Regions from separate parts of the Homo sapiens genome. Here all the other regions are linked to region 1. Evidence: chromatin loops called from intact Hi-C (ENCODE). Cell type or tissue: B cell. All regions are shown on one strand.

Region 1 (8,000 bases):
CATCCTCTCCAGCACCTGTTGTTTCCTGACTTTTTAGTGATTGCCATTCTAACTGGTGTGAGATGGTATCTCATTGTGGTTTTGATTTGCATTTCTCTGATGGCCAGTGATGGTGAGCATTTTTTCGTATGTTTTTTGGCTGCATAAATGCCTTCTTCTGAGAAGTGTCTGTTCATGTCCTTCGCCCACTTTTTGATGGGGTTTTTTGTTTTTTTCTTGTAAATTTGTTTGAGTTCATTGTAGATTCTGGATATTAGCCCCTTTGTCAGATGAGTAGGTTGTGAAAATTTTCTCCCATTTTGTAGGTTGCCTGTTCACTCTGATGGTAGTTTCTTTTGCTGTGCAGAAGCTCTTTAGTTTAATCAGATCCCATTTGTCAATTTTGGCTTTTGTTGCCATTGCTTTTGGTGTTTTAGACGTGAAGTCCTTGCCCATGCCTATGTCCTGAATGGTAATGCCTAGGTTTTCTTCTTAGGGTTTTTATGGTTTTAGGTCTAACATTTAAGTCTTTAATCCATCTTGAATTGATTTTTGTATAAGGTGTAAGGAAGGGATCCAGTTTCAGCTTTCTACATATGGCTAGCCAGTTTTCCCAGCACCATTTATTAAATAGGGAATCCTTTCCCCATTGCTTGTTTTTCTCAGGTTTGTCAAAGATCAGATAGTTGTAGATATGCGGCGTTATTTCTGAGGGCTCTGTTCTGTTCCATTGATCTATATCTCTGTTTTGGTACCAGTACCATACTGTTTTGGTTACTGTAGCCTTGTAGTATAGTTTGAAGTCAGGTAGTGTGATGCCTCCAGCTTTGTTCTTTTGGCTTAGGATTGACTTGGCGATGCGGGCTCTTTTTTGGTTCCATATGAACTTTAAAATAGTTTTTTCCAATTCTGTGAAGAAAGTCATTGGTAGCTTGATGGGGATGGCATTGAATCTATAAATTACCTTGGGCAGTATGGCCATTTTCATGATATTGATTCTTCCTACCCATGAGCATGGAATATTTGGGCTTCCTCTGTGAAAACACAACACATAATTCTTCCCATTTTATAAGGAGTCCGCAGGAGAAGGTTGTCTCATATACAAACTGTGCATGAAATAAAGTACATTTGCTGAGAACAAGGACAGTTCAGCCATGCACCCACTTCCCCACAAACTCATGAAGCCATGTTTCTCTCCCTACTTGATTCTTCAGGAGATCACACATAGAGAGCAGGGTGAGCATTTGGGAGGATCCTTTAACCTGACTGAGTGCTTCACTGAATGCTCTAGTAACTGAGGAGAGAAACGGGTTGGAAGGAGAAGCTATTTGAGGGGATGGAAAAGAGAAACAGTGGCCTCAGGCATCTTTTGTAGTAAGGGGTAAGAGAGGCTGAAGAACGAAGAGGGAATGTGAGTGACAACTTTCAAGAAAAGATGAAAAATACCCATGGCTTTTCTTCTAGAAATATTTTGGTGATTGTCTAAGGAGGTCACAGAGAAGAAGGAAGTGGAATGAAAGGGAGAGAAACAGGAGAACTGAGAAGGGAAGTTGTGAGTTTGAGATGGGGAAGCAGAGAGGGTGAGGAGGGTCCATGCTTGGGAAAAGACTGGAGAAGAAGCCAGTGCAGAAATTGGGCAGGAGCCAGCAGGGATGTTGGATCAAGAGGAGGTTTGAGTTGTGTTTGCATTCATTTCTATTTCTTAAAAAAAAAAAAATAGAACCTCTCCCAACTTCCCATCTGCCCTCTGTGATCAGCTCCCTGCCTGGAATTGGGGATTTCTCTTTGATCATAATCCTTTAGCTCCCTCTCAGATAAATTTCTATTTGGTTTCTGTCTGAAAGTGGCTTCCCTTATTTCCCACCATTCTTATGAATATGGTAATATTAAAACATGTATGTGGATCTTTGGAAGAAGGGGCCTTCTAGAAACGCAGAATTTCAGTCCACAGTCCAGACCCACTGATCAGAATCCACATTATCCAGGATCCCACATGATCCATGTGCACATTCAAGTCTGAGCAGCTCTGGGCTGATCCAGGGAGGAAGGCGCTGGTGGGTTTGGTGATAGGTGGTTCCTCATGCCCCAGTCTGTTCTGCGTCCTGCCCACATGTCCAGCAAACTCACACTGTTGTACATGATGCTCTGGGCATGCTGCATTTGTGACTTCCCAAACAATATGTAGGTGTCTCCCCCTGCACTCTCAAATCCACAGAGATGACCAGGAGTGTTTTGTTAATAACAAGGTGATCTTCCCACCTTCACATCTTGATACTAGTGAACAAGTGGAATTATGTAAAAGCTACAATTTTCCATTAGATCTCATAATGTTAATATTATTATTCAGTTCTCATATATTTAGGGATTTTTAAGACACAAGGATTTCTTATCTTAACCTTAAATTACAAGCATATTTATAAAGTTAGAAATATGAGCACAGATATAATCATATTCATGGAAAAACTGGTTGCCAAAATGAAAGAAGTACAATCAATTTCAGAAGTATTGTGTAATTTATTGTCTGGTGTATTGGTTTCCTAGAACTGCTGTCAGAATGTATTAAACACAAGTTTGGTTAAGATAACACAAATGTATTGTCTCACAGTTCTGGAGGCTAGCCTCCCAAAATTCATAGAAAGGGCAATGTTTCCATATATACCTGAGGGGAGATCCTTCCTTCCCTCTTTCTGGCTGCTGGTGGTTTGCCAGCAATCTTTAGTGCTCCTTATCTTGCAGCTGTGTAAATTCAATCTCTGCCTTCGTCGTCACACGGCATTCTCTCTGTGTCTTCCAATCTCCTTACTACCATCATCTTATAAGGACACCAGGCACATTGGATCAAGAGGCCACCTCGCTCTAGGATGGCTTCATCCTAAGAATTACATAAGCAATAACACTATTTTAAAAATAAGGTCACATTTAGAAGTACTGGGGGTTAGACCTTCAAAATATTTTCCTAGGTGGATACTTTCTTATATAACATTAGAGAAGAGAATCCCTCTTAACACTTTTATAATTTTTAATGCTTAAAAAGCTATGAAATACACACTATTAACATAGAACATGAAATAAACTTTATTAATATAATTTCCTCTCTTAGCTTTTAATAGGCAAAACAACAACAAAATCTTTTGAGATCCATCTTTCTGGATGAAGTGTGTTTGACCTTAGTCTTTAGAGTTGATCTCACTATTACTGTTCTGTTTGGAATATAAACATAAATTCTTCTTTTTGGGAATCTGCATCTCCCAAATGATTCACAAATATTTTCCACTTTAAAATTCAAACAGATACAGGAATCAATTTACACCCCTCCACCCACCTTTCTCTCTACGGATAGTTAAAATTTAGGTGTCCTTGAGAGCTCAGGTGTCTGGCCACGTGATCCTGATATCCTACGTTCATGTTTGTACCCCGGATCAGCCAAAAGCTCGTTCATGTCCTGCTTCCCCATCTGGGTCTCTCACTGTGCTAAGGACCACTGTGGTGTAGCCCACAGTATACTCAGCCTCATCCTCAGGCTGGGCCCCTTGAGGGGTCAGGGCAGCTTTCCCCCAGGAGGGAGCCAGAGAATCAAGTGGGCATCCAGGGGTGTTTGTTATCTGTGTTACACATCAATGTCCTGAGGACTTGACCAGGCTTCTGCTGAATTCAGTGCTGTGGTGCTGAAGCCACACATGAGAATAAGTCTCTCTCTTTAGGACACAGTCAGTGAGGGCTCCTGAGTCACCACAGCCTGAGAACTGAACCAAGAAACTAAAACAGATACATGTTATGTGTGAGGAATCACAGCAGACAGATCCCTCCAAAGTCCTGTCTTTGAAATCTACATGAACCTGGGCAGTGAGGAGGGAGAGAGGGGAGGATAGACATCCAAGCTATGGTGTGGACTTTCCAAGGATCCCCAGAACCCCCGGCTACTTCTGGACCCTGGGACAGTTCCTCTAACTCCTCGTCACCTCCCCGGGTAGATGTGTGTTTGGTTAGGACATTATGCAAACATGGGGCCTCTACCAAAACCACCGGCTCCCTAAGTTCTGAGTGCTCAGCCAGGCAGCAGCCGCTCTGTCAGGGAGGATGGGCTGCTGGGAACTCTGAGTTTGCCCTTTGGGAGAAAGCACCTGCTCTAAACCCCAATTCGGGCCAGTGAGTATGGACCCAGGAGCCATAAATGAGAGCCCCGGGAGTTCATTTCCGGCCTTGCTCACCTCTGAGAAGATCCACAGCTCCCTCTGCTGGGCTTAGATGGCTATTGTTTGTACTTTCTTCCCTACTTAACGGTAAATAATTCCTCTAATGCCTGAACTTTAATTTCACTGTTACCTGTTCCAGAGTCCCTCCAGACTGTTCTTTTTAATTTATTGCATTTTTCTGTTTTCTAATTTTAATTTGGTTTGTTTCTATGACTTATTTTTCTTTTCGGGATTTGCTTCTTTTCCACTTGTTTCAAGAATGTCCCCTCTGACACAAGTTTACCTACGTAACATACCTGCACATGAACCCCTGAACCTAAAACTTCAAAAAATAATGTCTAAAATTGCTCACTGAAGGAATTGTATAATTACTCCTTAATTAATCTCAGTTACATAACATCAGCACCTAAATTATTTCAGTATTGGTGTCTATCAATTGTCTTTTCTCATTTAAGTTGTGTTCTTCTGGTTCTTCATATGGAAAGTTATTTTACTGTATCCTAGATATTGTGGATATTATAAGACTTTCTACAAGTTTATCAAGACACATGAAATAGTGCTTGTTTTTGTTTTATTGCTTTTTTTTTACTTTGTCATTAAGAGGAAAAATGACACACATTCCCCTTTGTATGCATTTAATTTCACATTTTGCAATCAATCAAATCATATGGGAAATGAGTTACCCTGTAGTCTGCTTTGCATCTGCTGAAATATTCCTGAAGCCTCTTATGTCTCTCATCCTCTATCTTAGCCATTTTCTTTGAAGTTCACCAAATATGCCAAAGTGTTGCTTATAACTTGAGGAAGAAGAAATTCACCTTTGATCTCAAGTGACTGCCATGATTGATAGAAAAAGTGCTTGTGATGATCCCATTGGGGGCCTGAAGAATAAATGATCTGAGTCTACAGTGGTTGAAAACCAGACTCCAAAAACAAGAAATTTGCTTCAGAAGCATAGGACTGAGGCTTGATCCAAGGGTTTGAGTGTAGTTTCCCACTTGTATTTTTGTATTTGTCCCTGTGGTGATATTTCAGATCACCACACCGAGCATGTAACACTGGGCCTCATTCTTGGTCTAGTCCTCATTATAACCAGAGTGGCTTTTTCTTCATGAAGAGAACCAGGGGATTGTGCAGGGGTCCCAGGACCTGACTGCTTGTGCCCACCATTGCCCTGGGGACATTGCCAGATGTTCTGTTGGGCCCAGCTGTCGAGATGCTCTGATGACAGCCCCAATTTTGGAGCCATAGGTGAAGGTGACTGCCCCTCCAGGAGTTGTGGAAAGTGAATGTTCCTGTGTCACCACAACCTGGGAAGTAACTCCTGAACCCAGAGAAAGGAAAGAGATGTCATCAGGACAGGAGAAAAAAATCCCAGAGCATACAGACACCCAGTAGTTTCTAAGTAAATATGTTTATTACTAAAAAAAATCATTGAGCCAACAAAACACATATAAATATCTACCTGCCTCTATTTTGTGAGTTAAAAAAAATAAGATATGATTTCAGTGTTCTTTGTTTCTTTGGACTATAGTTACCATCCAAATTCTCAGCCAGGAACAGCCTAGAAACATCCTAGTTTCTGGGAGTCAGCCTAGAAACATTTGGGAGTCAGCCTAGAAACATCCATATCCTTCATGCACAAAGTCCAAGTCCTCTCCATGCCAAATGTATTTTATGACATAAAGGTATCACGAAGCTGCTTTCTGCTCTTCATTCCAACTCTAACTAACCTAGAGCCACCCACCATCATCTCCCCATGATGGTACCAGCGCCCCCAGCTTGTCTTCCTGTCCCAGATCTTCCCCATTTCATTCTCATTACAGCTGGAGACTCACTGACCAAAGGCCATGTGAGCTTGTCCCTGCCACCTCACAGTCCTTCAGTGACTCTGTGAGCCCTTCTCGGGGGCTCATTCTACTGATCTGCCTCAGCCTGCCTCTCAAGCTCACAGCTTCCCTTCAAGGAGCTCCTCCTGGCCCCTTCCTTGATCCAATGACCTTAGGCTCAGGCTAAAGTCACTTTTCTCACTGACTGTAATGACCAGTGTCTCCTTCTATGGATTCTCACCTCTGATGAGATGTTCCAACACTCCCCCTCCACCTATCTCACTCCTGCTCATTCTGAAAGTCACACATGAGACTCTACTCCTGTGGATTAGGCCTCTTTGGCCAAATCCCCACTCACCCTCACTTCCACACCCACATGGACCATCCCCCTCATGGGTTTTCTGTTCTTTATGTCTTCCCTCTCAGCTCCTGTTCAGTGGCTGATGACAGCATGCAAAGACAGAGCCAAAGAGGCACAGTTGTTACATCTCTGTTTCATGTTTTCAGTTAGGAAAATATAATTCTGTCAGATGAAAATTTACTCATACAACATCTGGGGCCTCTATGTTCTCAGCTTGGACACTCCAAAACCCTCCTTCTCAGAACAGCCCACAGCACCCCCTGCTTGGTCCACAGCCACAATCCCTCCAGGGCCTATGACCCACCTGAGAAACATGGGTAGCAGATTCATGGTTATGCTGAGCACCTTGAACTAACCTGGTTAGGGGCCCTGAAATATCGGGCCACACAGAAATAGAAGACACCCTTTTGTCTTCTCCAGGAGGGACATTATAGGTGCCTTGGGATTACTTGGGTCTGAAGAAGAAGGTTCTTAAAGTGATAGGAAAGATTTCACAATAAAGAGAAGTTACTTAAACACAACAGCTCACTTGACTCATTGGAAAGAGAGTTAAGGCTTGAGGCAAGAGGTACTTACACCTAAATGTGCACCCAAACCACTGGCTCTTTAGAAGTTGATAATAGCCCATGAAATAGACAGAGAAGTCCAAGTGGCAAGAGGACATTCCCCACTAGAGTCTACCTCACCCTTCATCCATAACTTTCTCAAACACCTCAGAATTCCCAATGTGGTGCACTTTTGCGGTCACTTTTCCTGAAGGCTGCCCACCTTACACATGTATCTGGGCCTGAGTGGTGGCCAGTGAGAGGCTATTTTTGAGGGTGAAGCATCGATTTGTGGTCTAGACTTCATGTACTTGCTGCTCTCACCCCTCACAGCCTGCTCCAGCCTCCAGACCTTTGCATCTGCTGTTCCCTCTGCCTGGGATGCCCCCACCCCTCCCACCCCAGCTCGGCTCACTCCACCACTTCTTTACATAGGTTTTATTTCCATTTCTTTGTTTTCAAGTGGAAAGTCACAAAATTTATTACACTTATTATCTATTTATATTTTCCCTGTATAAATGTCTATTTCTTTCATTTGTTTTAGTTTGTTGTGGTGGTGGTTGTTGCCAATTTGCAAATGTTTTCTATGAATCCTAGATGATGCCTTTTCACAGGGTAACTATAACTTCCTGGTCTGTTGCCTCTGATAAATGTTCCACTAAATTTCTTCCTTTAGTGTTTATTAATATTTATTAGTCTAACATTTTTGTGTAATTTTTTTTTGAGAAGGAGTCTCGCTCTGTCACCCAGGCTGGAGTTCAGCGGTGTGATCTTGACTCATTGCAAGCTCCGCCTCCCAGGTTCACGCCATTCTCCTGCCTCGGCCTCCCGAGTAGCTGGGACTACAGGCACCCGCCACCACGCCCGGCTAATTTTTGTATTTTTAGTAGAGACAGGGTTTCTCCAAGTTGGCCAGACTGGTCTCGATCTCCTGACCTCATGATCCGCCCTCCTCAGCATCCCAAAGTGCTGGGATTACAGGCGTGAGCCACCGCGCCTGGCCTCCTTTCCACTTAAAGGTAAGTGGCCTACCCATCAAATCAGCATTACTCAATAGTTTATAATGGGCTCTCTCTGTCCTTTGATGAAAAAG
Region 2 (8,000 bases), 130 kb after region 1:
CCTGGTGGGTTGGTCAGAGTGCATTCCCTCATTCTGGAGCATTTGTGTGTGAATGTGATACCTGAGACTGAGCAGTATCTTGTTTGCGCATGGGAATTTAGCCTAGGGACAGGACAGGACATGGAGAAGAGACATCTCAAATAAAACTCATAGTGGGATTCCCCCCTTGCCATTTGGAGAGAAAAGCGTCCTGTGACAACTTTGAAAGAGGCTGGGAGGCTGTTGTCTGAGTTTCCATCATGGTGATTAGCTCAGGGCCTCCCCCAGCCTCATTGCTCATGGAGGCCCCCTCAGCAGGGGTTTCGCATCCACTCCCTCCACTTTCCAAGGCTATTCCTGAGCCCTCTCTCCTCACCCAGGCTTCAGTCCCTCCTCTTACAAACACAGGCTAGACCTGACCTTTCTCTCCAATGACCCCAACTGGCCCCGTGGCCTTCATGCTTGCTGTCTCCTTGTTCATCTTCTTTGAGGCATCTGGACTTTTCTTCATAAACTTGAGTCAGATCCTGTGTCTTCCTTGCCCAACCTTCTGATGGCTCCTCTACCCCCAACTGAGCTCTCCTCACTGTGTGATGACATCATATTGTCGCATTGACATTTTTACTTGATTGCCTTATCTGTTCCACCACTCAGTGTCAGCTCCATGAGGACAGGGCCCCTTCCTCTCTTGTTCATCATGTACCTTGAATCCCTGGATCTGAGGCTGGTGCATAGTAGCTTCTCAGTGAATGAGGTGGATAAACAGACCTTTGGGAGTCGACTATCCTGAGTCAGACACAATGACCCTGGTCCTGTTTTGACCCATTATGGATTTGGTTTCCAGGACAGCCTGATCTTGGTATTGAGGGATTTCTCTTAATATGAGACAATACGACAATTTGTTACTGCCAAGGGTTGGGTGTGAGGGTAGAATTGAGAGGACAGAAACACATTCTCCACACTGCGTTCACTGGAGTGAGTTTTAAAATCTAAATTTTTACTAAACAAATGAAAAGCAACGTTAATCAGCTGACTTGCCCAAGAAGTGGGGGCTGCACAGAGAAGCTCCATTGCTGGATGGGCAGCAGCTTTTTCTCCCACTTCCCCACTGGCCTGAAGTACTGCCTGAGCCTTGGTGCTTGTGTCCCAAGCTGAGAATAAAAATCAGCCTTTTCCTCTGCCTGGAGTCCAGAGATGCTCAGAGAGGCCATGTTCTCCAACCTGGAGCCTCAGCATTGGGCCTATGCCCCTAAGGGTCAATGACTGCTTTTATATATGTGGAGCTCTGGGTCTCTCGGAGGCATGTTTGTACCAGAGCACATGCCCGTGCCCAACATTGCTGCTGCTTCTAGTGCAGGAGCTGGTACCCACCTGCCCCACAGATGCATGCACTGCAGGTGGCTGGGTCAGCACAGGCTGGGCTCAGGACGCTGGACATTAAGACAGACACAGGGTGAGAGGTGGGTCAGTGGACAGAGACACATGCATAAACCTTGGTCTTTTGATCACCAGCCCTGACACTGAGCCCTAGCCACCTGTGCAGTGAAGGAGAAGGCGGGGGAGAGACCACAGTGGAGACCCATACATAGCTCTACATCCTGAGGATCATCAACTGAGCCTGGGCTCTCCAAGTCCCTTGTACTCCCTCCAGCAGCTCAGGGTGAGGAGGGCATCCTTCATACCAACCAGCCTCCTCCCCTGGGCTGTCCAAGCCCTTTCCTGGGCCATGACTTCGATCCCTCCCTGAAAAGCTGACACATGAAGAGGATGGTCTTGGTTGATGCTGTTCTGTGGCTCCCTGGGGGCCTATAAGGAAACAGCTGCTGGTCTTGTGAGCAGGGGGTAGAGGGCTCCAGCCCAGGGTCAGGGAGTGGCTCTCGTATGGGGTCTCCAGCACAAGATTTAGGGACAGACCACAGAACAGCCTACTGCTTGAGGTCCAGATGCACCCATGTATCCTGTCTCCTCCACTGTTCACTTTGTCATCCCCAAGAAGGATGGAGATGGGCAGTGTTTAGGCCATAACACACCTTAGTCTCACATCTCCACAGACCCTCCTTCCTGGATATACTTGCTTAGCTCACTGTGAGGTTTATAGGGCAGTTCTGGGAGGCTGGACTCCCTGAGGAGCCTCCACTAGGGGACATCAGAGCAGGAAGCCCAATGGGGACAGGGCTCCCTCCAGGACACAGGGAGCTGCTCCCTCTTTCTTCTCCCTGGGCTGTCTAGAGCCTGCACCCAGACTGCCTTGCTTCTCTCTGGGCCTATTTCTTCTTCTCAGCCCCTCAAGAAATTTGATTGCAGAAAAGGAAAAGATTAAAAAATAAATTTAAAAATATTTGCCAGCACCAGGCATAAATTCTAGGGCAATATGACACCAAGTGCAATTTTGAGAGGAGAGAGGGGAGCCCTAGGTAGGCTTCTGATTCCTAATTATCCTTCCTTATTTGGGCACTAAGAGGCAAATAACATCTTTCAAAGGGCAGGGTCAGCACTCTCTAAATCTGTCCTGAGTACATGGAATGATGACTCTTTCAGGATTTGGAAACAATTTCTAAGGCTCATTTTTCTTCTGTCAAGAGAAAATGGTTAGCTCCACAGGCACTGAATTCAGCATATTTGGAAAATTAGGTAATATTTCATAGTCATCATGATATTTTTGTTTCTGTTTTTAGTTTTCCTGAGACTTCAGAAAACTTGAATGAGAAATTGAGAGTAGAAACATTTTAAACCAGACGGTGCTTCCAAGTGGAGTGTGTACATATAAAACATATTTGAAAATTTAAAACTTGTCATATAACAAGACCCTGAGCAGGCTGAGGTTTCTGTCCCACTTCCTCATCTGCCTGTGTCACTGTGTGAATGCCAGTGCCCCAGGTCTGACAGTAATAGTCAGCCTCATCCTCAGACTGGAGGCTGGAGATGGTGAGGTAGCGCTCAGCCCCAGAGCTGGAGCCTGAGAAGCGATCAGGGATCCCGTCCCCCTTGCTGTGGCTGCCATCACTGTTAAGCTTCATCAAGTACCGAGGGCCCTTCTCTGGCTGCTGCTGATGCCATGCGATGGCGTAGCTGCTGTGCCCACTGCTCAGAGTGCAGGTGAGCTTGACCGAGGCTCCCAGGGAGGCAGAGGCAGAGGGCGATTGAGTCAGCACAAGCTGGGAGAGAGACCCTGAAAACACAGACACCCATTACCGGCTGGAGTCAAGAAAAGAGGGAAGGACATTCCTGGCATAAGTTTGGGAGGTGGTATCAGTGAGCTGGAGGTCAGGGTGCTGAGGGCCATCCTGACCTGTGCAGTGGAGGAGGAGGGTGAGGAAGAGGAGTGGGGTCCAAGCCATGGTGCAGACTCCCCAGAGCTCTGCTGAGGCTGACAGTTGCAGGTATTTCTTACCCACCCTGTAGTCCCAGAGGAGAGAGAGGGGCCCTTCATGCAAATGTGCTCCTCTTCCTCTGCCCAACCAAATCACTCCGTGTGCCTGAGTGTCAGTCCCAGTGGTGGGGTGACATTTCTGGGAGGGGTTACCTGGGCTGGGCCTGGCCTGAGGCTCTCCAAGGGTGCAGAGAGAGCCCAGCTGCTGGCCCCAGTGAACCCTGCGTGGAGACCAAGTTCAAGTGTTTGGTTTCCCAGCTGAGAAACCCACAGAGCCCTCAGCAGCAGACCAACAGCACCCCCTTCTGCCTAGGCCCAGGTCCATCGTGTCTGTGACCAGATGCCAGTGGGTCCTGACAGAGGCTTCTGCCCGGACCAGGGCCTTGACCACGGCCTGTTCTCTGTCCAAGGGCAAAGTGGGACCCCTCGTCAGGGCAGCCTCCTATTTTATTTCAGACTTTAGTTTTCCATTTAGCCCTTTTCAGTGGGAGCGGGACACATGATCCACCCCACTTTGCAAAAGTCCTCAGGAGAAAGGTGTCTCTCATACACGTTCTATTTGGTAGGTGTAATGGGATAATTTACATTGACTGGAACAGAATGTCTCCATTCTGCAGTAATGGAGATGTTGTGAGAATGGATCGGACTGTTGGCTACATGAGCATCTGCATTTGTAAAAACCATCAAACTGTATAATTAAGACCTGTGAATTTTACTTTATATAAGTTATCTTTCTATATAATAAACAGAAAAAATAGGAGAAAATGGCTACTTTTCAGACAAAACCCGATGGAATTTGCCACCAGCAGAACTGCTCTACAGGAAATTCTAAAACTGTTTTTCAGTGAGATGAAAAATAATCTCAGTTAGTAGCTCCCCAAATTAGAAATAAATATTTTAAAAAGTAGAGAAAAGAGGGTAAACTCAAAGGAAAACTGAGTACATAAAACAATGATTTTTACATCAGTTGGTGTTACATGCATGTATGTGTAAACGTAATGGTGCATGTGTATGTACTTATGAACACATATTAATAGAGGTGCGTGCATATTTGTAAACATAACATAACTGTATGTTTTGATATTAGGTAAATTGCTAGAGAGTAAATGGAATTGAAGTTTCTGCACTCTAACTCTGTACTCCCTGAAGCTGTATTTTAGACCCTGAGCTGCCCTAGTCTTTTTATAGTTTCCCAAACAATCAAGGGGACAGATTTTCTACCTTGAAATAAAAACTTAATGTAGGGCTGTCCCCACCTCACCCCTTGGCCTGGATGCTCCCAGGCCAGCAGGAGAATGAGAAGAGAAGAGTTGAGCCTAGGGAGGTTTCCAATGGGGAGAGGACACCTGGCCTTTGATAGGCCCCGGGTCCAACAGGTCAAAGCTTTGGGCCAATCAGGGAATGGGGAACTTGCCATCTGATCAAACCCGAGGGAGACCCCGAGTGTTTTCCCAGCTGGTGGGACCGTGTCAGGAGAGCTTCAATGTCCCTGACTGACTGCAGGCCCCAGTTTCTATCAGGCCTCTTTGACAGGCCTGAGCCCTTCCCTGGAGGGTCCTAGATGGCCTGGATCAACTTTTCTGGTGCTGCTGCTGCTCATCACCTCAGAATGGATTTATCGAAATTCCAAGTTCTAGATGAGCATTGTTGGCCCAGAGGAGGCAATCTCACTGGGACTAAGTTAGAGAAGACTTCTCTTCCATCAGCATAGCATAGGAGTAATAGGCTTTTTAATTAGATCAAATAGAGCAACCCAAAAGAAGTAAAACAGGAAAAAAAAGAAATCTATCTTTCCACTTTTTAGTATCCTGGATGCAAAAAATTAAATTCTTTCTACTGCTCATGCATTGGGTAAACCCCTCACCAGTCAGTTTTAGGCACTTATTTTGTTTTATTTTATCTTTTTTTAAACCTTCATTTCTTATTCAAAAGTACATCCCAATGTCCTACAGTTAGTACTCTGCTATGTGGAAATAATAAGAAAACATCTAATTTGTTTTTCAAGTATTACATTTTTTACCCATGAATTATCCATACTGGGCCAGGTGTGGTGGCTTATGCCTGTAATTCCAGCAATTTGGGAGGCCAAAGCAGGAGGATCAGTTGAGCCCAGTAGTTACAGACCAGCCTGGGCAACATAGTGAGATCTTGTCTCTACAAAAAATAAGCAAAATTAGCCAGGCATGGTGGTGCGTGCCCGTAGGCTTAGCTACTTGTGAAGCTGAGGTGGGAGGATTGCTTGAGCCTGGGAGTTTGAGGCTGCAGTGAGCCATGATTGCACCACTGCACTCCAGCCTGGGCAACAGAGTGAGACACTGTCTCAAAAACAAAACAAAACAAAAAAAGGCCAGGCGTTGTGGCTTATGCCTGTAATTCCAGCTCTTTGGGAGGCCGAGGTGAACACATCACCTGAGGTCAGAAGTTCGAGACCAACCTCGCCCACATGGCAAAACCCCATCTCTACTAAAAATACAAAAATTAGCTGGGTGTGGTGGCGGGCGCCTGTATCCCGGCTACTCAGGAGGCTGAGGCAGGAGAATCACTTGAATCTGGGAGGCAGAGGTTGCAGTGAACCGAGATTGTGCCACTGCACTCCAGTCTGGGCAACAGAATGAGACTTTTTCAAAAAACAACGACAACAACAAAAAAGAAACGCAAAGAAATATCCACACTATATGTTTGTGTTATTAATTCAGGATTACATGATAAAACTTTTCCATCCTTTTACTTTCATTTAATGTTTTCTGTAAACATAATTATAGATACACATTAAGGTGAAAAAATATGTAATAAAGGTTTAGTTACACTTCAACCAGTTTTCCTCAAAAGTGGCATCTTACAACACAATATGCAATTTAGAAAATCAGAATGATGCAATTAACATTGAAGTAATGCTTTATGCCATTTTAACTAGGTGTTTATTTGTGTTATCATTTTACTTTTGTGTATATACTTCTATTTAGAGTTTATTATAGAATCGCATGCTTGTCTCTTGTTTTTTATTTTTCTCAGTGTGACAAACTCTGTGTTTAATATATGTGCTTAGTTCATTTACATTTAATGAAATTATTCACATGGTTGGATTTAAGCTTACAATTTTAGTGTAAGTTTCCTTTTTCTCTTTATAACTTTTGTTCCTCTCCACCCTGTTTCTGCTACTTCTGGATTATTTGAGTATTATTTAGTGGGCTCTTTTGATTTTTATATTGATTTTATATTGGTATCTCTGCACAGTTTTACATTGGTTGCTGTAAAGATTACAACATGTACATGTAACTATTCATGATCTATTTAGATTTAATAATAGGCCTAATATTTTCCCAGTCATGTAGACCCCTTACAGTTCCTTCTTTTGGTTGAAGTTTCATGTATATATATATATGTGTGTGTGTGTGTGTGTGTGTGTGTGTGTGTGTGTGTGTGTATATATATGTATATATGTGTATATATGTATATATAATATTTTTCATAAGTAGAAATTATATCAAAAATGCTATAACTTAGCTTTTGATATGCATATTTTCCAGAACTGTAGAGCTAAAAATTTGGTCTTTTACTACTATATTTATTGGTTATTCTTCCTGCATTCTTTGGGTTCAATGTTTCCATTATCATTTATCTTCCACCTGAAAATTTTCTCTTAGAGTTGATTTGTTTTGATTTTTTTTAGATGAATTCTTTCAGGTTTTCTTCATCTGACAAAGTCTTATTTTTTACCTTTTTTAAAAAAAAAAAATCTTTACCTGGATATAGCATTATGACTCAACAGTTCTTTCTTTCTTTCTTTTGACTTTGTAAGAACATAACACTGCCATTTGGCCTCAATGTATACTCATAAAATACCTCTCATTGTTTGAATTGTTGATTTTCTGTATATATTATAAAGCTTTCTGTCTGCTTTCATAATTGTGTCTTTATCTTTGGTTTCAGTAATCTATTATTACATGCTTGGGCATTTGAAAAACCTAGCTGTTTGGCATCACTGAGTTTCTTAGGTCTTTAAATGCATGTTCTTTACAGAAAGTCTTTAGCAATGACCAGTGGCTGGGGAGAAAGGGTGAAGGGTGGCTGCTAATTGTGGGGGTTTTTTTGTGGGGTGATGAAAACGTTTTAAAATTAGATTATGGTGATAGATGCATAATTCTGTAAACACAATAAGACAATTTAATTGTACATTTTATACGAAGTGAAATTTATCTCACTTTTTCAAATAGAGACAATGTGGGAACAAGGCCCGCTGACCCTTTGCAGGGGCCTGTGGCTGAGTCTCACTTCCTCCCTTGCTTAAACTGTACGATCAGCCACAGGCACCCTCTTTGTTTGTCATAGGCAAGTATGGAGTGATCAGCCTCGGGACAGGCCAAGGGCAGGTTTTTGTCTCGGTTCCCCATGTGCCTGCAGCACTGTGTGAGCACTGAGGCTGTAGTCCCATGTTGAACAGTAATAATCAGCCTCGTCCTCAGGCTAGAGGCCCGAGATAGTCAGGGAGGCTGTGGTCCCAGACTTTGAGCCAGAGAAGCGGTCAGGGATCCCTGAGGGCAGAGAATTTCCAAACATCACAGTTTTGGGAGCACCGTGAGAAATCTGTTGGTACCAGCCCACAGCATAACTTCCAACGTTGTTGCTGTTTCCAGTACAGGAGAGGGTGACC
Region 3 (8,000 bases), 170 kb before region 1:
GGAGAACTGGACTCCCGGGAAGGAGAGATTGTGATTGAGAAAGACACCCTGGCAGGGCAAGTCCTCAGAAATCCAAGAAGTCCAGGAGCTTGTTCACTGGTTGGGCCTGATCTGCTGGGGCTACTGGAGAGGAAGGCAGGGAGGAGCCACGTGTCAGCAGGAGAGGTGAGGAGAGGGGGAGAACATGAGCAGAAGAAGAGGAGATGCCACTTTAGGACAGCCTGGATGGGAGGTGTGCGATGGGAATGTCCACATGTACAGGAATATTTCTAGATATGTCATATAAATGGGATCAAGTTAATTTTTAGATTGCTGTGAGAGAAGAAGACAAATTCAAACTATCTTGCTATTATTCTAAAAGGCGGTGTATCTTCAGCAAAGGAAATTTGCTTCACAGGTGCTATCCTGGTGGACTGTAAGCACTGGGTTTTACAAAGGCTTTTTTACATTTCTTTTACCATCATACTGCTTTTTTTTTCAGAAATATATATACCAATTAAAATTGTTGACATGTTAATACTACATTTTTTTGAAAGTTATGCACTTACCTTTTTGAAACATATACTCTGAACCTTTCAGACGTTATTCATTGAGAAGACCAAGAACATTCACTACCTAATGTATTCATGCTGTTGTTTCTGAGGAGTAAACTCTTGAAGAACTGGAATTAATTTTCTTAGATCTTGGAGTAATTCTTTATTTTTTTTTTTTGAGACGGAGTCTCGCTCTGTTGCCCAGGCTGGAGTGCAGAGACATGATCTCGGCTCCCTGCAAGCTCCACTTCCCGGGTTCACGCTGTTCTCCTGCCTCAGCCTCCTCAGTAGCTGGGACTACAAGTGCCCACCACCATGCCTGGCTAATTTTTTGTATTTTTAGTAGAGATGGGTTTTCACCATGTTAGCCAGGATGGTCTCGATCTCCTGATCTCGTGACCTGTCTACCTTGGACTCCCAAAGTGCTAGGATTACAGGCATGAGCCACCACGCCTGGCCAGATCTTGGAGTAATTCTTAAGAGATAATGAAACTTTTCTTTGCTAACCCTGTATTTATCTAAGGAACTCTTCCATCTCTCTTTTTTGTGACAATGGGGGGTAGATACATGATTAGCATCATTAGCTGCTGAGGGAAAATGAGCCATGACCGGGAATGAGAACAGAAGAGTATAGAATTTTGGAAATCAAATAGCTCTAGACCTGAGCAAATAACATGAAATCATTTAGTAGAGGCGGCACTTTCTAGAAGGACACTGAGAAGGAAAATCTAAGGTTGAGTGAACTAGGAGAGTTCAGTTATCCCTTTAATAATGGGCTTTGTGTCCTGAAGGGGCAGGGTCAGAGCTGAATCAAAGCCAGGTTGCTGCTGATCCCAGACCCTGTGACCAGGACCCAGGGAAGACTCTCAGCAGTGATACGGCTGACCTGGCGGAGCAGCCACCTTGAGATGAGAGCAGAAGGAGGCTCCCTACACAGTGCATGGACAGAGGGGGAGGTGCAGGTGCTGTCCCGAGTCTGGTCCTCACTTGAAAGAGGGGCAGATGGAGGACAGGTGCCGAGGTGATGGTAATCAGTGGCTTCTAGTGTGGCTTCTTGAACTTCTTCCCCTCCAACTTTTTTTTTTCTCCTCTGGGCTTAGGAGGCCAACATGAGGGTGTTTATCTGCTTCCTGTCTCTCTGGAGGCTACCTGATTCTCCTATCAATGCCTTCTTGATGAGCATGGATGTGTCTTGGCCCAGAATTGATGTGTGAAAAGAATATCAGAAAGGCCAGAGAGCCCACGATGGAGATTTGTGAGTCAGAGACTCTCTTGCCTGTGTCCCAGCCCAGCTTTCAGTTTTCACAAGACAATACCCATCACGAACTGAAGATGAGGGTGGAGGGTAGAGTGATTCACACAGGGGGGCTACTTAGGCAGAGCTCCTGGTCTTTTTCCTTTTCCTGTCATGTCTGGACCTCAGATCTCCCAGCCATGAGTTCAGCATGTAAGTGTCCCCAGCTGCAATGCTAGGGACAGGCAGTGTGTGGCCCAAACCCATAAGGTAGGCTCCCTGGTCCACATGATGCTGTCATGGGAGATGGCATGAATGATTTAGTCTGGTTGTCCTGAAGGCTGAGATTCCTCACCAGTGGGTCAGGGAGGGCAGATCTTTCTCATTCTGGAACTTTTTTTTTGTGAGGATGTCATATATAAAACTGGAGAGTCATTTTGTTTCCAAATAGGAATTCAGCCAGGGGACAAGAGAGGTTATGGAGAACTAACATCTTATATATCTCAGAGATAAGTTTTCTTCTCCACGTTGCCATGTGGAGAGGAAAAAGTCCTGTGACACCTTTGAACAAGGCTGGGGAGCTGTTGTCTAAGTTTTCATTGTGACAATGAGCTCAAGCCTTCCTGCAGCCCCCTTGCACTTGAAGGACCCCCCAGCAGTGTGATCACTGTGCCCCACTCAGGTCCTAAGGCCAGCCTTGAGCCTCTCCCCTCACCCAGGCTTCAGTACCTCCTCCCCAGACACTGGTGCTGAATCTGACCACTCTCTCCCGGTGACTAGAGCTGGTCCCATGGCCTTCACACTGCCTACCTCCTTGTCCATCTTCTCTGAAGCATCTGGAGTTTTCCTCACAAACTTACCTCAGACTGTCTCCTCCTTGTCCAGCCCTCTAGTGGCTCCTCTACCCTCCCCCATGCAAGCTCTCCTCCCCTCACTGTGCGATGCCACCTTATCACATCAATATTCTAACTTGATTCTCTTTTCCACGAGATGGTGCCAGCTAGAATATTCTAGGCTTATCTATCAGCCTTCATCCATTTTGGTATCAGTGCTGGGTTCGGCTACGAGGGCAAAAATCTTAGATGTCAGAGTCTGGGAGCTCAGTACAATCAAATTCCCTTGAAAGCCCCCAGTTCTATTGGCCTGAGAGTGAGGCTCAGCCTCCCCTCAATGCCTGAGTGGGCAATAATCCTCTACGAATTCTTATCTGAGGAAAGGAACCTCTTCAAAGCCTTTTTTTTTTTTTTTTAGCCTATTCTTACCCAAACTGGAACACACGAAGAAATGAGTAGATGGCTCAGGAGATCTGGTCCACCATCTGGGCCTCAGTTTATGCCACCCGTCCTCACTTCAGTAAGAGGGTCCTCACTATTTTCTGGTCCCAGACACCTCCACCACCTCCCTCCACCATCTGGGGGGACTGGCTGGCTCCGCTGCCTGGTATAATGCCTGGGCCTCCCCTCGTCCTTGGTGGCTGCCTCCTTGGTGTTTCTGTAGAAAGAGAAAGCCAGGGGAGGCTGGGAAAGGGGAGAGAGGGGAGCCCTGAGTAGATTCCTGATTTCTAACTCTTTCTTCTCCTCACTGGGGCGCTAAGAGGTGAGGAGCAGTTTGCAAGGGGTGGGGTTGGTGCCCTCTAACCCAGTCCTGGGCACACAGAAATAACTGTTTCTACAGATTCAGAGACAGCCCTTACAGAGTTTGGAAACAATGCCTGGGATGGAGGCCCTGGGCTGAGCAAGGTCCTCAAGTAGCCCTGAGCCCTCACCTGGCCATAGCTACAGTGAGGAGAGTGATGGGAGGAGGGTGAGGGAAGGAGTCCAGGTCTTGGGGAGCACCTCTGCTCCCTCAGGTCTCTAGTGAAGCTCAAAGGCCCACACCCCCTCCCCCACTCCCTCCCTCCCCACACCATGGGCAGGCACAGGAAGGACTGTGAAGACACAGCTGGACCTGCCACCTCAGCCCAGGATGTCAGTGCAGAGACCCTGTGTCCCAAGCTGCAGGAGCAGGATATTCTCATTCCTGGAGTCCCTGTTCCTGACTCTGAGGACAAAAGTGGTGGAGCCTCCACTCCTAGGCAGGGCCCTGGCTGCCCCGTGGCCCATGGGAGAACCTGCAGCAGCAGAAGCTACAGGTCAGGCGTGAGCAGCAGCTGGCGGCACTCACCCTCCTGGGGGAGGAAGAAGGGGGTTCTTGTCTCAGTTCCCCATTGGGCTGGAGCACTGTGCCAGCACTCAGGCTGCTATCCCATGTTCCGCAGTAATAATCGGCCTCGTCCCCAGTCTGGAGTCCGGTGATGCCCAGGGTGGCTGACGTGCCAGACTTGGAGCCAGAGAATCGGTCAGGAATCCCTGAGGGTCGCTTATTATTGTCATAAATGAGGAGTTTGGGGGCTGTTCCTGGGAGCTGCTGGTACCAGGATACATAATTATTCCCAATGTTGGAGCTGCTTCCAGAGCAGGAGATGGTGACCTTCTGTCCTGGGGCCGCAGACACTGAGGGCGGCTGCGTCAACACAGACTGGGCCCAGGACCCTGGAAGCAGGAGAGACACAGACACGGTGATTCTTGGTCTAGAGAGAGAAGGAGAAAGCAGGGCCTCATGGGCTTCCTGGACCCCTCCCCTGACCCTGTGTCTGGGCACCTGTGCAGTGAATGAGAAGGGTGAGGAGGAGAGGGGAGCAGGTCATGATGAAGATTGTCCCGAGTCCTGCCTTCTGCGCTCACAGCTGAAGCAGAGCTTCCCCAAGTCTCTCCCTGCCCCTCTTTATACTCTGAGAGAAGGAGGGTCCATCCATGCAAATCAGACCCTCCAGCTTTCTGATCCCACCCTGGGCCCTGGGTCAAGCTCCTCTGCCTGAGGATGTCAGAGAGTGCCAGGGGTGGGGCTGTGTGGTCCCAGGGGGTGGAGAGTTGACATCTGTGAGCCCTAAGCATAGGGCACCAAGCAGGACAGGTGGCGCTGGTCCTGCTCTCATCACACCCAGTCTTCTCAGGAATGGTGCGCAGGCGCCCCCTAGTGTCCATGGTGCGACATTGTACACCACCATTGTATGACAAGGTGACCAGAGCCTCTCAGAGACACCCCTGCCTCCCCGTTGTTCTGTCCATGGCCCCCTCCATCAGGGCCAGGCCAGGCAGCCCCCTGAGTCTTTTCTTCGTGACCTCAGGGCAGACTTCACATTCTACTGGGTTCCTCAGGGGTGAATCTGTCCATGTCTCCTTGGCTGTTCACTGTATAGGACTCAGGTGGTGACTACACAAAGTCCTGTTATGGCAGAATGAAATCGAGAGCACTGACCAGCCCCATGGACTCATTTCCTCACCTGTGGGGACACCGGGTCCTCTCTTGTCGTGTGGCTGCTCCCTGGTGGCCAGAGCTGTCCTTCCTCTGTGGATTCTGCAGTGCTGGGTCAATAGGGAGCTCTTCCCTCCAGGATGGCTGGGGCACATTCTCAGAGGGTTATGCTGGTAAATCTTTGTTCTGTCTCTTCTTTTCCAGACTTGCAGTCATAGTCATCTGGATCCTGTGACCAGGGATCTCACCTAGGAGTCTGTTCTCCATCACTGAATGCCAGTCTGCAGGAGATCCTGGCGAATGACTTTGCAGTGTTTTGCTAAAGAGCAAAACAAGCAAATATGCTCCGTATTTGAAGATGGAAGAATTAAAACTTTAGCTTGTTTAGACCACAGTCTGCACTCAGGTGAGCCTGACACATGGTAGCTTTTAGGATCAACCATTCCAACTAGGATGTTTAGGAAATAATACTGTTCAAAATCACTAATGAGTGTTTTCAGCATGTCCTAAAGATGAGAGAAATTATTCATCTTTGATGTGTAATGAAACCTAGAAGATGATACATTAAAAACAATAAACTGAAGAAAAAAGATAACCGTATTTATTAAAATGAAACAAATTATGTGTATGACTGCAAGAGTTCTGGCATGATGCATCTTGGACTCAACAAATCTTTGTTTGGGGAATCCCATGTGGTTGGAGAACAGCAGGATAGTTATTTACTCTGGTGAGTCTGTCACCAGGCAGTTGTAGTACCATGAGGTTTTACATGCACCATTTAAACAATGTACTAGGCCGGGCACTGTGGCTCACGCCTGTCATCCCAGCACTTTGGGAGGCTGAAGTGAGTGGATCACTTGAGGTTGGGAGTTTGAGACCAGCCAGGTCAACATGATGAAACCCCATCTTGGGCCGGGTGCAGTGGCTCACACCTGTAATCCCAGCACTTTGGGAGGCCAAGGCGGGTGGATCACGAGGTCAAGAGATCAAGACCATTCTGGCCAACATGTTGAAACCCCATCTCCACTAAAAAATACAAAAAATTAGCCGGGCATGGCGGCGGGTGCCTGTAGTCCCAGCTACTTGGGAGGCTGAGGCAGGAGAAGGGCATGAACCCAGAAGACAGAGCTTGCAGTGAGCCGAGATCATGCCACTGCACTCCAGCTTGGGCAACAGAGCGAGACTCCATCTCAAAAAAAAAAGAATGGTCTCTTTACGCAAGAATGATGGATGTGGATTTTGTGTTTAAGTCTTGAAAAAAGAGTCAGTGACCTCGAAATCTCTTGAAAGAATATGCAGAAAGCTTCCTGTGCACTCTCCTAGAGTCACCTAGTTCCTGAATTTTGAGAAGCAAGTGATAGGTCACTCGGGCCTTCAATGGGGAAAGTGATGTTCAGAACCATGTCACCTCAGGTGTACACTGCAGGTGACAACACAGTCTCAACCCAGCCATCCCCCATCCCACACCAGCTGCAGCAACATTCTCTACACTCTCACATAAAAAGGGTTATCTGGGGCCAGGCACGGTGGCTCATGCCTGTAATCCCAGCAGTTTGAGAGGCCAAGGTGGGCGGATCACAAGGTCAAGAGATCAAGACCAAACACGGTGAAACCCCGTTGCCACAAGGAAAAAAAAAAATTAGCCGGGCATGGTGGCACATGCCTGTAGTCCCAGCTACTAGGGAGGCTGAGGCAGGAGAATCACTTCAACCGGGAGGCAGAGGTTGCAGTGAGCCAAGATCGCGCCACTGCACTGCATCCTGGGCGACAGAGCGAGACTCCTGCTCAAAAAAAAAAAAAAAAAAAAGGGTTATCTGGGCTGGGCGCATTGGCTCACGCCAGTAATCCCAGCACTTCAGGAGGCCGAGGCGGGCAGATCACCGGAGATCAGGTGTTCGAGACCAGCCTGACCAACATGGAGAAACCCCATCTCTACTAAAAATACAAAAATTAGCCAGGCGTGGTGGCACATGCCTGTAATCCCAGCTACTCGGGAGGCTGAGGCAGGAGAATCGCTTGAACCCAGGAGGTGGAGGTTGTGGTGAGCCGAGATCCAAGATCATGCCATTGCACTCCAGCCTGGGCAACAAGAGTGAAACTCTGCCTCAAAAAAAAAAAAAAAAAAAAAGGATTATCTGTGCATTTACTCAGGTCTTCTTTAAGACCTGTGTCTAAACAATGTTTTAGGACTTCTAGTGTGTAAAACAACAATTTTTGTCATACTTATCCTAAAGTATTTCATGCTTTATGCTATTCTCAATGTATTGACTTTTCAATTACTGATGGTTCGTTACTGACAAAGAGAATACAATTCCCATCTGCATCCCTGTATTGTATCCCAAGGCTCATATTAAAACTCTCAGACCAGCAGCATCTCTGAGTCACTTCTAGACTCTGAGCTGAGATGAACCCCAACCCAGCCCTCTTGCCTTCTTCAATGTCAACACTGAGAGATTTTACCCCTGAGCAAGGGATGTCTGCCTGTGAAATGCGAGCAAGGTAGGACTTTGTTAGACCTACTTCTCCGTGGGAGCTCCAGTGCTGTCGATGAGACAACAGATGTCACCCCCTGAGCTAGATTTGGTCAGAGCCACCAGCAGGGGTGATTTCACTAGACCAGGAGAGTAGAGGGGAGGGTTTTGTCTTACTTCCTCATGGGTCTGGAGCACTGTGTGAGTCTTAGAGTTGCTGTGCCATGTACCACAGTAATAGTCAGCCTCATCCTCAGGCTGGAGCCCAGAGATACGCAGAATCCCTGCATTGGCTGATGCATCGTTGGATCCAGAGAAGCGGCTGGGAACTCCAGAGCCTTGGCCCTTATTGGAGTCTGAGTGGTAGTACAGGAGATACCGGGGAGGGTTCCCTGGCTTTTGTTGGTACCACCTTATCCAGAAGTCCCCAACACTGAAGCCACTGCTCAGCATGCAGGTGAGTCTGAC

Evidence for each region. A loop is a pair of places that touch in the nucleus more often than their neighbours do. Peaks named below come from ENCODE experiments on the same cell type or tissue, not always from the same donor. Only the 100,000 strongest peaks of a DNase experiment are listed, where the experiment ranks them.
Region 2: a loop joins it to region 1, with 4 times the contacts of the local background. A loop is called at or near these places in 5 of 110 quality-filtered maps.
Region 3: a loop joins it to region 1, with 3 times the contacts of the local background. A loop is called at or near these places in 2 of 110 quality-filtered maps.

What each region holds. Positions count from the first base shown.
Region 1 is chr22:22,153,113-22,161,112 of GRCh38, reverse strand. It overlaps IGL. Among named protein-coding and RNA genes, the nearest start is that of VPREB1, 88 kb to the left of the region's middle. RefSeq lists an enhancer at 4,036-4,195 and a silencer at 5,305-5,447. In B cell, CTCF peaks have their summits at 4,040 and 4,239 (motif pointing left); a DNase peak (open chromatin) is centred at 4,192; H3K4me3 peaks cover 801 bases; H3K27ac peaks cover 4,948 bases.
Region 2 is chr22:22,026,311-22,034,310 of GRCh38, reverse strand. It overlaps the pseudogene PRAMENP, IGL, the pseudogene IGLVI-70, IGLV4-69 and the pseudogene IGLVI-68. Among named protein-coding and RNA genes, the nearest start is that of TOP3B, 48 kb to the right of the region's middle. RefSeq lists silencers at 2,787-2,906, 7,588-7,707 and enhancers at 2,977-3,036, 3,177-3,256, 2,554-3,333, 3,697-3,956, 3,334-4,114 and 2 more. In B cell, CTCF peaks have their summits at 3,450 and 3,650 (motif pointing left); DNase peaks (open chromatin) are centred at 1,946, 2,950, 3,530 and 7,700; H3K4me3 peaks cover 1,983 bases; H3K27ac peaks cover 4,928 bases.
Region 3 is chr22:22,318,961-22,326,960 of GRCh38, reverse strand. It overlaps IGL, the pseudogene BMS1P20, IGLV5-52 and IGLV1-51. Among named protein-coding and RNA genes, the nearest start is that of VPREB1, 78 kb to the right of the region's middle. In B cell, CTCF peaks have their summits at 4,573 and 4,774 (motif pointing left); DNase peaks (open chromatin) are centred at 3,920, 4,240, 4,740 and 7,650; H3K27ac peaks cover 591 bases.